2 separate regions of the Mus musculus genome follow, and region 2 is linked to region 1. A link is a loop called in an ENCODE intact Hi-C map of the cell type or tissue named here. Cell type or tissue: gastrocnemius. All regions are shown on one strand.

Region 1 (5,000 bases):
AGTGTTCCTTCTGTTTCTATTTTGTGGAATTGTTTGAAAGTATTGGTATTAGGTCTTCTTTGAAGGTTTGGTAGAACTCTGCACTAAACCCATCTGGTCCTGGGCTTTTTTTGGTTGGGAGACTTTTAATGATTGCTTCTATTTCCTTAGGGGTTATGAGATTGCTTAGATCATTCATCTGATCCTGATTTAACTTTGGTATTTGGTATCTGTCTAGAAAATTGTCCATTTCATCCAGATTTTCCAGTTGTGTTGAGTATAGTCTTTTATAGTAGGATCTGATGGTTTTTTTTTTTTTTTTTTTTTTTGGCTTTCTCAGTTTCTCTTGTTATATCTCCCGTTTCATTTCCGATTTTGTTAATTTGGATACTGTCTCTGTGCCCCCTGGTTAGTTTGGCTAAGGGTTTATCTGCTGTTCGCCATCTGGTTGTCTCTGGTGTTAGCTGGTTTCGCTGTCTCTGACTGTGGCTTGTCCCTCCTGCAAGCCTGTGTGTCAGTAGTCCTCAGAGATCAGTTTTCTCCTGGAGGAATTTGGGTTTGGAGAGCCGTGGCACAAGGTCAGCTCCGGGATGCAGACAGAAATCAGAAGGATCCTGTCCCTGGCTGTTCCTTGGTTCCTGTATCCTGATGGCTCTGGGCTGGTCCCTCTTGGGTCAGGAATTTGAACATAAGTGGTGGTCTTACCTGTGCTCACAGGTGTGTCAGCACTCCTGGGAGACTGACTAGCTCTCTCCTGGTGGGATTTTGGCATGTAGTTCTGTGGCACAGGATCAGGTCTGGAATTTTACTTCTTAACGAAGTCAAGTCTTTTAAGTCATAAACAGAGCACAGATCTTTCTGTTTAATGCCTAGTGCTCTACAGTACTTTGTAGTCTTAAGTTATTTTGATCATGAACTTGTTTCATTAGACTTTAAATTGTTCATGATTTTGATGATACTAATGAACCTGACACACGTTCAAGCAGTTTTGTGAAATATAGTTATTAGCAAAATTTCAGTATTTACATGGCATTGCACCATATTTGCCATATATACATATATGTACACACATACATATATCATACTACTAGGTATGACAAGAGGCTTTATAGAGTACAGTTACCCCTTAGAATTGTTGAAGATCTGTCTAATTCATGGATTTCTAATCAACAGCAGCCTTGGAGAGCGATAATTGATATCTGGCAGGGTTTATTGCTGAGTTTTGTTAGTATAAACCCTTAGGTCACTGAGGCAAAGCGACTGGTTGGCTGAAGCTGCAGGTGTTGCAAACTTTTGTTAATAAACAAGGAAGAATTTCAACATATTACTTGGAAGAGAGTTTAAAATAGGGTGAGAAATCTGTTACCTACCAGTCAAGTCTACAGAGATTTATTGAATATTTTATCTTTATTTTTATTTATGGTGTGTATGTGTTGGAGGAGTGCAGACTACTCCTCTTGGAATCTCCTGATGCTGGTGGTTGTGAGCTGCTTAATGTAGCTGCTGGGAGCTGAACTCTGGTAGTCTAGAAGGGCAGCAACTGTCCTTAACTACTGAACCATCCTGCTAATCCTCAGAGATTTAGAAAGTGTGTTTTCCTTATGACCTACATATTCTATAGTGCTTTTGATTAAAAATAACTTTATTTTATTTTTAAATAAATATCTCAAAGGATGGAAGTTACAGTATGCATTTTTTAAAAAAGGCGCTTCCCTCCATTGTTTGGCAGTAGAGAAAGCACCCAGACACCAGGGTTGCTTCGTTGCTAGTCAGGGAGGCTGATGGCTTTTCAGCTCTCCATGCCTCCAGTATACACATGTGGACTGCACTATGCCTTCAACGGGACTTTACAGTTCTGAAATTTATGACTTACAGTCTTTAAAAACAGTTGTAAAGGCTACCCAGCAGAGGGAGCCATGCTCCTTTGAATGTTCTCTGTGAAAGAAAGGCATCTTATGCAGGAGCTGATAGACTCTGTGCATCTAACACTGTGTGCATTGACAGTACAACGGATCCCTCTCTGCCCAGTTTCTTCTCCTCCCCAGAGGTTAGCAATGTTAGGGGTTAGGTATTAATTAATCCACTGCTTCTGGTTTATTTATTTTTTCTTGAACCGCTTATCTATATTGTCTTTAAAGAATTTATTACTATTTTCTAGCACTTATGTGTAGAAGTATTTTCCTACATGTATGTATGTGTGTGTGTATTATGTGCATATCTGGTGCCTGCGTAAGTCAGAAGAGGGCATTGGGTCCCCTGGAACTGGAGTTATAGATGATTATGAGGCACTGTGTGGATGCTGGGAACTGAAGTTGGGTCTCTGTAAGAGCAACAAGTGCCCCTAACCACTGAGCCTTCTCCCCAATTTTGTTTTGGAAATATTTTCTCTGCCTTTGACTTTTGTATAAAACTCATCAGAGTATGTGTCCTCTTATATATTCTTTTTTTTTAAAAATGGTTTTAGAGCTTTATTATAGAAATGCAGGGGAAAGAGAGAAGGTAGAAAGGAGGAAAAGAGAGAGAGAGAAGAGAGGAAAGAAGAAGACAAAGAGAAAGGGAGGAGGAGAGAGACTCTTATATATTCTTTTGTTTCTTGTAGTTTTTAAAGATTTATTCATACTGATGTGTATAATTATAGCTTGTTGCATTCTCATGGCTGTTTGTCCTCTGTCTACTGATATTCCATACTGTTTCCCTGTCACTGGGGATTCGGGTTGCTTGCACTGTTTTGCCCATACAACAATGTTGTCGTGGTCTGCCGTGGACACTCTGTTCTGTACAGGCCCGTGTTATTTTAGGGTGGCCAGCGTTATCTAGGAGAGTATTACATTTAGAGGATTTGGGCACATTCAACTTGGAAATGACAAATTCTTTTCCAGAGTTCATTTGCTAATTTTTATTCTACTGGTAGGACTGCCAAGGACTGATTTACACCTTGCCAGCCCAGTGTGTAAGAAGTGCCACCTCACTGTGATGTCATTTGGAATTACCTTGGTGGCCAAGGAGGCTGAGTGTCATTTTATATGTGCTTATTGTCCCCAGTTCTGTATCTAGACATGTTTGCTTTACAATTTTGCCTTTCTTCAGAACTTTTTCTTCTAATAGATTCTTAGTAGTTAAAATAAGATATTGTGTGAATTAATCTTCCACCAGATATATGGATGACACAAGTCTCCCATTCTCCCTTTTGCACTGCTAGGAAATGAGCTACACCTTCAGCCTTCAGTTTTGTCTGCTTATGCTGTACTGTGCTTTGCCCAGCCCTGCCCCCCCCTCCATCCCCCTTCCTAGCTCTGGTGGACTGGAATTCATGCTACTGCTGTCAAGCATGGCTACCTGAATTCAGTCACTAGACCCTGGAAGGTGGAAAAGAAGAACCAACTTCTGCAGTTGTGCTCTGTCCTGTACAAGCTGTGGCCTGTCAGCCCGTCCCCAGGAAAGACATATTTTAAAAAGGCTTCTTTACCCGGAGTCTGACAGTTATTTTCCTTATATTTTAATCTTAAATTTCATATTTTTGCTATGACTCTTGTGCGTGTGTGGTGTAGTGTAGTGTGGTGGTGGTGGTGGTGTGTGTGTGTGTCTGTGTGTGTCTGTGTGTGTCTGTGTGTGTGATATATCAGGTATCTTCCCATTGAACTGAATCGTAGCTTTGGCTAGGCTGGCCAGTGAGCTCTGGGGCTCTGCCCTTCTCTGCCTTCCACTTCTAGGGTTACAGGCATGGGCAGTCATGCCTGACTCTTTGCATAGGTACTGAGGACTTGAACTCAGGGCCTCAAGCCTGCATGCCTAGTGCTTTTACCCAATAAGCTATTTCCTCAGCCTCTATGATAATTTTTATTTTGAGAAAAGTAGTAAGATTTTTATCGTCGAAGTTAAGTGATCATAACAGGAGATACAAACAAACCATAATTGAGATTCAGGGTGTGAATTAGGCAGTGCTCTGATTTTCTAATGGCTGGGAGACAATGTTACCCAAACTTCAGTGGCTTAAAGTCCTATTTTACAAATTTTAAGCTGTTATTTTTGAGAAAGACTTTATAATCCAAAGGTGCCTGAGAATTGATGATTTCAGCCCCGTTTGGTTTTGAGCTCTCAGTTCCCCTGCTTTGGGATGGGATCATAATGTTCCATTATGCCCAGACCTCCCCCTCCCCATCCCCTCCTCTGTCAAGAACTTAGAAGGAGTGCAACTAGCAGGTTTCCACCTCTGAAGAGTGGATCTGTGAGTTCCTTCTCTTGCAATGGCCTTTGCTGCATGTTGGTCTGTTCATCTCTCTACACGAGGTCTCATTCTCCCAGGCTGCTCCCTGTGATACGGGCTTTGTGTAGTATGATGGGGTTAGTGCAGTTTCCATACTTACATGGTTAGGTGACTTGGAAGAGATTGTGTGTCAAACATGAGCATCTTGAGTACAAGTATTTTCAGTAGGCAAGAAGAGAAGGTTGGCAGGCAGCCACGGTCTGTGCCCGGAACTGGCAGAGCTTCACTTCTGTATTCTGCTTGTCAGAGCAATCTCATAGCCCTCTCGAATAGGGGGAGGGGTCTGGTGGAGAGACCCCCTGTGGATGGGAAGCTATCAGTCACATATTGGGTGGGAAAAGCAGACGGGATGGGACAGGAGGGACATATGGATGGGAAATATGTTGTGGCTATCCTTGGAAAATATCATCTGTCATAGTTTGCCTCTGGCTATAACAACTTTCTTTCATTTGCAACTCTACTTACCTTCTCCAGTAGGACAACTGAGTCATCACATCTACTGATGGCTGGCTGGTCCATAGCACTTTGGAAATGCCATTGGATATAGGTCTGCCATTTCTGCCACTTCCTAGGGTCCAGTGTGGCTCATGGGTCTCCTCTAGATTCTCTGCTCAGCATTTGGAGTCATTTGTTTCACAGGAAATAGCCCGTGTCTGCAGTGGAGTATCTTTCTTAGATACTTCCAATGCCCTGAAGGTTGAAAGTCCTGACTGCTCATTTCATTTTGAAAGGCTGAAGTGGGTTTGGTTTTCAAATT
Region 2 (5,000 bases), 860 kb after region 1:
ACCACTGGTGGCCAGCCTTTGAGAGTCACATCCTGTTCTCAGATCTTGTCTCAGGATATCTCTTTCTGACATCCTAGAGAGAAGTACCTACCTTCACCACACATACTAGGCCAGTCTCTTCTGCCTCACCTTGGCCCCACAATAGTGGAGCCCAGGTACCGTAGACGGAAACTTCTGAAAGCAGGAGCTAAGGCAGAGCCTCCCTCCTTTGTTTCTCAGGCATTCTGTCAACAGCAACGATAAGCTGACTGAGACAGGACCATGCCTAGCTGCACATCACATGCTTGGTAAACATTTGCGCTAGTGGGAGATCTTTTGAGGTTTAGCTTAATGCACGTGCCGCTTGGTCACACGCGCACGCACACACGCAGGCGCACACTTCCAAGAGGCTTTCTGTCTCTCTCTGAGTGTGTTCTTAGTGAAAGGAATCTAAATGTTGAAGGTTATTTTTATGGACTTGGAATATTTCCCAACTGTCTAAATAAAATGAAGTTATTTCAGGTCTCGTTCATGAACAAGTGTTGAGCAGGGCAGAGCCGAGGACAGCCCAGACTAGAAAGGAAAGGATTTATGCAAGTTGATGCAAGTTGTTCTTAACAGCCAGGTGGCTAGATACAGGCCTACTGTGTGTCAGCCACTCCCAGTGCCTCTTCAGCCTGGCCATGCTCACAGCCTGCCAGGGCCTGGGATGCAGCCGCAGCCAATGGTCTGATGGTAGAGTCACTAACAATGGCTGATAACGGCTTAGCACCAATGTCTGCTCTAAGTATCTCATACGTAAGAAAGGATTTAATCCTTATATGTATCCGATCCCACCATTGTGCCCACTGGAGTAGTGTGCAAGCCAAGGAAGAGAAAGGTTAAAAAAACATACTTCATATCACACAGCTCAGAAGTGGCAGAGGCGACTAAGAGCACGCCAGGGGTAGCGGGAGCTCTCGTGGCTCCTTTGTGTGCTACGCGGCGTTGGCGGGAACCAACCTGATCCCCCCTAGAGCATCATTGGCTCGCTCTCGTCTGTCCAGTAACCACGTGCTACTTCAGCAGTTGCGCAGTGGTTTCAGGCACCCGTAGGGCGGCCACTCAGCGGCAAGCTCTTCCTCACTGTTCTTCCAGTTCCCCACACCTTTTGGAGAGTGTAAATTCCTTTGTTCATTTTGGTTTTAAGTTCATGTAGTCATTTGGATGAGATTTAGGATGTCACCTCTCTCCCACTGTCCTCCTGCTCAGACACTCTTGTCCACCTGTCCACCCCTTTCAGTTCCCCGGGTTGCAACTCAAAGGAGGGCAGCGGATCTTGTACTTCTGTTGATCTTCAAGAGATTCATTGTCCATCACTCCCTCTGTGCTTCCCTAGTGCTGAGAATTTCCCCACAGGTATCTGCTTCCTTCAGAAACACTGCTTTATCTGTAACATCTCTCACTTGCGTTATTAGTTAGGGTCTATACAGAATAAATGGAGTATGTAGCTAAGACTCTAAGGACTATTCTTGGCTACATTCGCAGTCCTTTCTTGCGAAAATTATTACCGTGGTTCTCTTCAGCAATTCTTTTATTGCTAACAACCCTTTCCCAACTCTGCCATGGTTTTACGTCTTCCCATTGATCTGAGCCTGAGGACTTCTCCCTTACACTCCAAACTCTTTTCACCACACTGAGAACTAAATCTCCAAACAAAAGCAGGCTTTCCCACATTGCACATTGTGGCTTGTCCCTGTAGAGAGCCCTAAGCACCTTGCTTGAAGCTCAAACGGAAGCCACGCCCATCCTGTGGCTGGGGACCCAGGCCATTTCCTTTGTTTGGTATAACTCTCAACTAGAAGCAGAAAAACAAACAGTTGTGTCCCCTGCCCTCTGAGTTCATTCCCAACACCGACATTGCCCTCCAAGATCATGTCCAACACCGAAGTCTCTGGGTATGGTTTGAATGTCTCTCCCGTTGGCCTCATATGTCTGGGTGTGACTCACTGGAAACGACAACAGACAGTGACTTCATCCAATTCCTGATACACATTTGAGGAAGCAGGTACTTGTGGCTGGCCAGTCCTGGATTGAAGTTTCTTTAACTGGAATTATTATTTCCATGTGGCTCACTGAAAAGTATCGTAGATCTAGTGCAAAGGTCAACATACCTCTTCTCTAAGAGGGCCTGATCATAAACATTTTAAGCTTTGGGACTAAGGAGATCTCTCAGTTGGTAAAGTGGTTTCCAAGCATGAAGACTTGAGGTCAAATCCTAGAACCCATATTACACCAAACAAACCTAAACTGGACACGTGGTATAGGCTATGCTTGTAATCCTGGTGCTGATGAGGACAACTAGTTAGTCACTCTAGCCTGCATAAGAGGGAGCCCCAGGTCACTGAGAGACCCCCATCTCAAATAACAAAGTAGTTATGCTTGAAGAATGATGGCCATGGTTATGTTCTGACTTCCACATGCACATTTACACATCAGCAATAGTAACATAAACACATAAAAATCAGATGGATGGATGGATGGATGGATGGATGGATGGATGGATGGATGGATAGATAGATAGATAGATAGATAATAAAGTGTGTGCTTTAAAAACACAGTCTCCAAGTCTTTAACTGGCTAACTTGATTCTTTCCTGAGTCCTGTAGCTTTAATTGCTCTTGTTAATGAGTAGAACTGTGTGTCTAGCTTTGTGTTATCCCCCATGACGTTTTTTTCTCCCCTCGTTGGACTGAATTTCAGAATTTTAGAGGCAGTTTTCAAACATTTCAACTGTGCATCTGCTCCATTAGGTGACCTGCAGTGCCGCCCTGTGGCCAATGTGATGTCTGCAGCCACAGTCCTTGGTTGAAACTGGGATTCAACCACTTAGATTGTAACCAAATACAGGTTATCTAGAAAATCCACACAGTTTACTTTTGCTAAGAATGGGGGGGTCACTTTTTGCGCACTTTCCCAAGTTGCTTTATTGAATATTATATTTTTACTCCTTGCCCTACAGTCAGATAGTCAGATTTTCTCATCATTTGTGGGAAGAGGTACCTAAAAACAATTTATCACCCTAGAAATTATTACAGCAAATAAATCTACCTTTTAGAGTAATTATTAAGATTGATTCTAAGTTTCTGGTAAAAAACTAGCCAATAGCTGTGGGTGTGGGGTGGGAGGGAGTCTGTGTGTATATGTGTATGTGTGAGTGTGTGTGTGTGTGTGTGTGTGTGTGTGTGTGTGTGAGTTGGATGGTAAGATGTGATGAGCTATGGAGGTAAACACTTTAGTTCATCTCCACAGTTGCTCCCTGATACTAACCTTTATGATCTATGCACACATGTGTTTTCTATGCTTTGGGTGGGGGTGGGGGGGAGAGTCAGTGTCTTAGCAGTGTCTTAGGGCTGTAGAACCAACATCAGCAATGCTCCTCCCATTACTATACAACAGGACTGGTCCATTAAAAGGCTGGCCTGCTGAGTGACTTTTACCCAAACTCTCTGCTGCTCTAAAGGAGGCAAAACCAAACCAAACCAAAAACCAAACAAACAAAAGCAACAGCAACAACAAACAAGAACAAAAATCATAGCGGTGCATTTAGCAAAAAACCAGTAAGCAAGCATCAAAACAGACTGTGACTGGACCAGAAGTAAATACCCACGAAGAATCACTTAAATACAGACAGGTAGTGCTTAGTAATAAATCACAGACCATCTTAACAGCAAGCCTTACAGGCGTAGAAAGGATAGACGAGTTCACTGTTATCAGAATTTAGGAATATTACATCATGTCACAGGGTGAACGAACTGCAGCTTAACCCAGCATGAAGGTGAGCAACGTTCAGCACTTGCCCTCTGGTATTTCTCCTGCTATTGCCTGGGAGAGCCACTTCAGCTGCTAATAAGAGGGTGCTTCCGGTGCCTCAGACTGTATGAGAGATCACTTATGGGGAATGGGGGGTGGGGGAGAAGAGGCAGCCAAAGGGAAACTCCTTGGGGCTGTTAAAACCATGCTTTCTAAAGTCACACGCGTGAAAAGAAATGGTACAACCAGAAAAACCTGTGACCAGGTGACATAAGGGACAGTCGAGCACCTATTGGAACAGGATTTAGCATCCCCCTATGCCTGGCCACAGGGATCGGGGAAAGCATTCTGCTTTCCAAGCCTAAAGTCTTGGAACTCACCCAGATCTAAGGGAGTGGACATCTAAACGTGAGAAATCCTTTTGCAAACGGCTCAGGAGCAGCGCCCCAGTCACTGCAGGGAGGTTTGGTTATTTCTGTTTGTACAAATGAGAACTGCGTGAGAAAAGCCCCGCGCCTTGATGGGGGATACTTAGGAAGGGGCCACACGGGAGAATCCAAACCGAAACCTCTGGGGCTGAGGTTCCCGCAGTTCTCATCCGGACCCATGGCTTCCCTGTTGCCAGGGAAGAGGCTGGCTCAGGCAGGCAGATCATCTATGGGAGAGAAGATGACGCTCACTGTGCCTGAGGTCAGGACAGCCGATTGCTTTTTGGATAGCCTGGACTTCTGCGGCAACATTTGTGCCACAGGAAACAGTGCCGTTTCCCTTGAGGCCAAGTTCCCCTTAGCTCTGTCGGTGACCTTCACTATCCATGGCTTACCATTCTCCAAATCCCTCCTAACTACCCCCCACTGCCTCTTTCTTGCCACCTTCTTTCCCAATTATGCGTTTGGGGAAAGAGGCCCTCTTACCAAGTGAATCCGTTGCCACAGACATTAACACAGCCTCAGGTATTTAAGGTCAATACGCACCAAAAATGTTCCCACGTTTCACTGACCAAGACCATGCATCAACCTTGACCAAAATGCAGGTTAAGTTGGGGAGGTTAGAGGGCAGAGTAACCAGGAGAATGGGGGAAAGTCCTCTGTGGATCTGATGTGGTGACACGGGGGCTGACCGATAAGGAAGACGACACCAACAGGATTCAAACTAATGGAATCCAATCAGTGGGCACTGACTCCAGGTGACGATTCTTGAGAGCTGAGTTAGAGCTGAGGCACTCCGAC

Evidence for each region. A loop is a pair of places that touch in the nucleus more often than their neighbours do. Peaks named below come from ENCODE experiments on the same cell type or tissue, not always from the same donor. Only the 100,000 strongest peaks of a DNase experiment are listed, where the experiment ranks them.
Region 2: a loop joins it to region 1, with 6 times the contacts of the local background. A loop is called at or near these places in 29 of 42 quality-filtered maps.

The regions. Positions count from the first base shown.
Region 1 is chr13:108,345,338-108,350,337 of GRCm38, forward strand. All of the region lies in intron 2 of Depdc1b (DEP domain containing 1B), which reads left to right. Among named protein-coding and RNA genes, the nearest start is that of Depdc1b, 32 kb to the left of the region's middle. In gastrocnemius, a CTCF peak has its summit at 1,888 (motif pointing right); DNase peaks (open chromatin) are centred at 1,902 and 4,468.
Region 2 is chr13:109,207,814-109,212,813 of GRCm38, forward strand. All of the region lies in intron 3 of Pde4d (phosphodiesterase 4D, cAMP specific), which reads left to right. Among named protein-coding and RNA genes, the nearest start is that of Mir582, 110 kb to the right of the region's middle. In gastrocnemius, a CTCF peak has its summit at 2,799 (motif pointing left); DNase peaks (open chromatin) are centred at 985, 2,793 and 4,337; H3K4me3 peaks cover 1,118 bases; H3K27ac peaks cover 1,343 bases.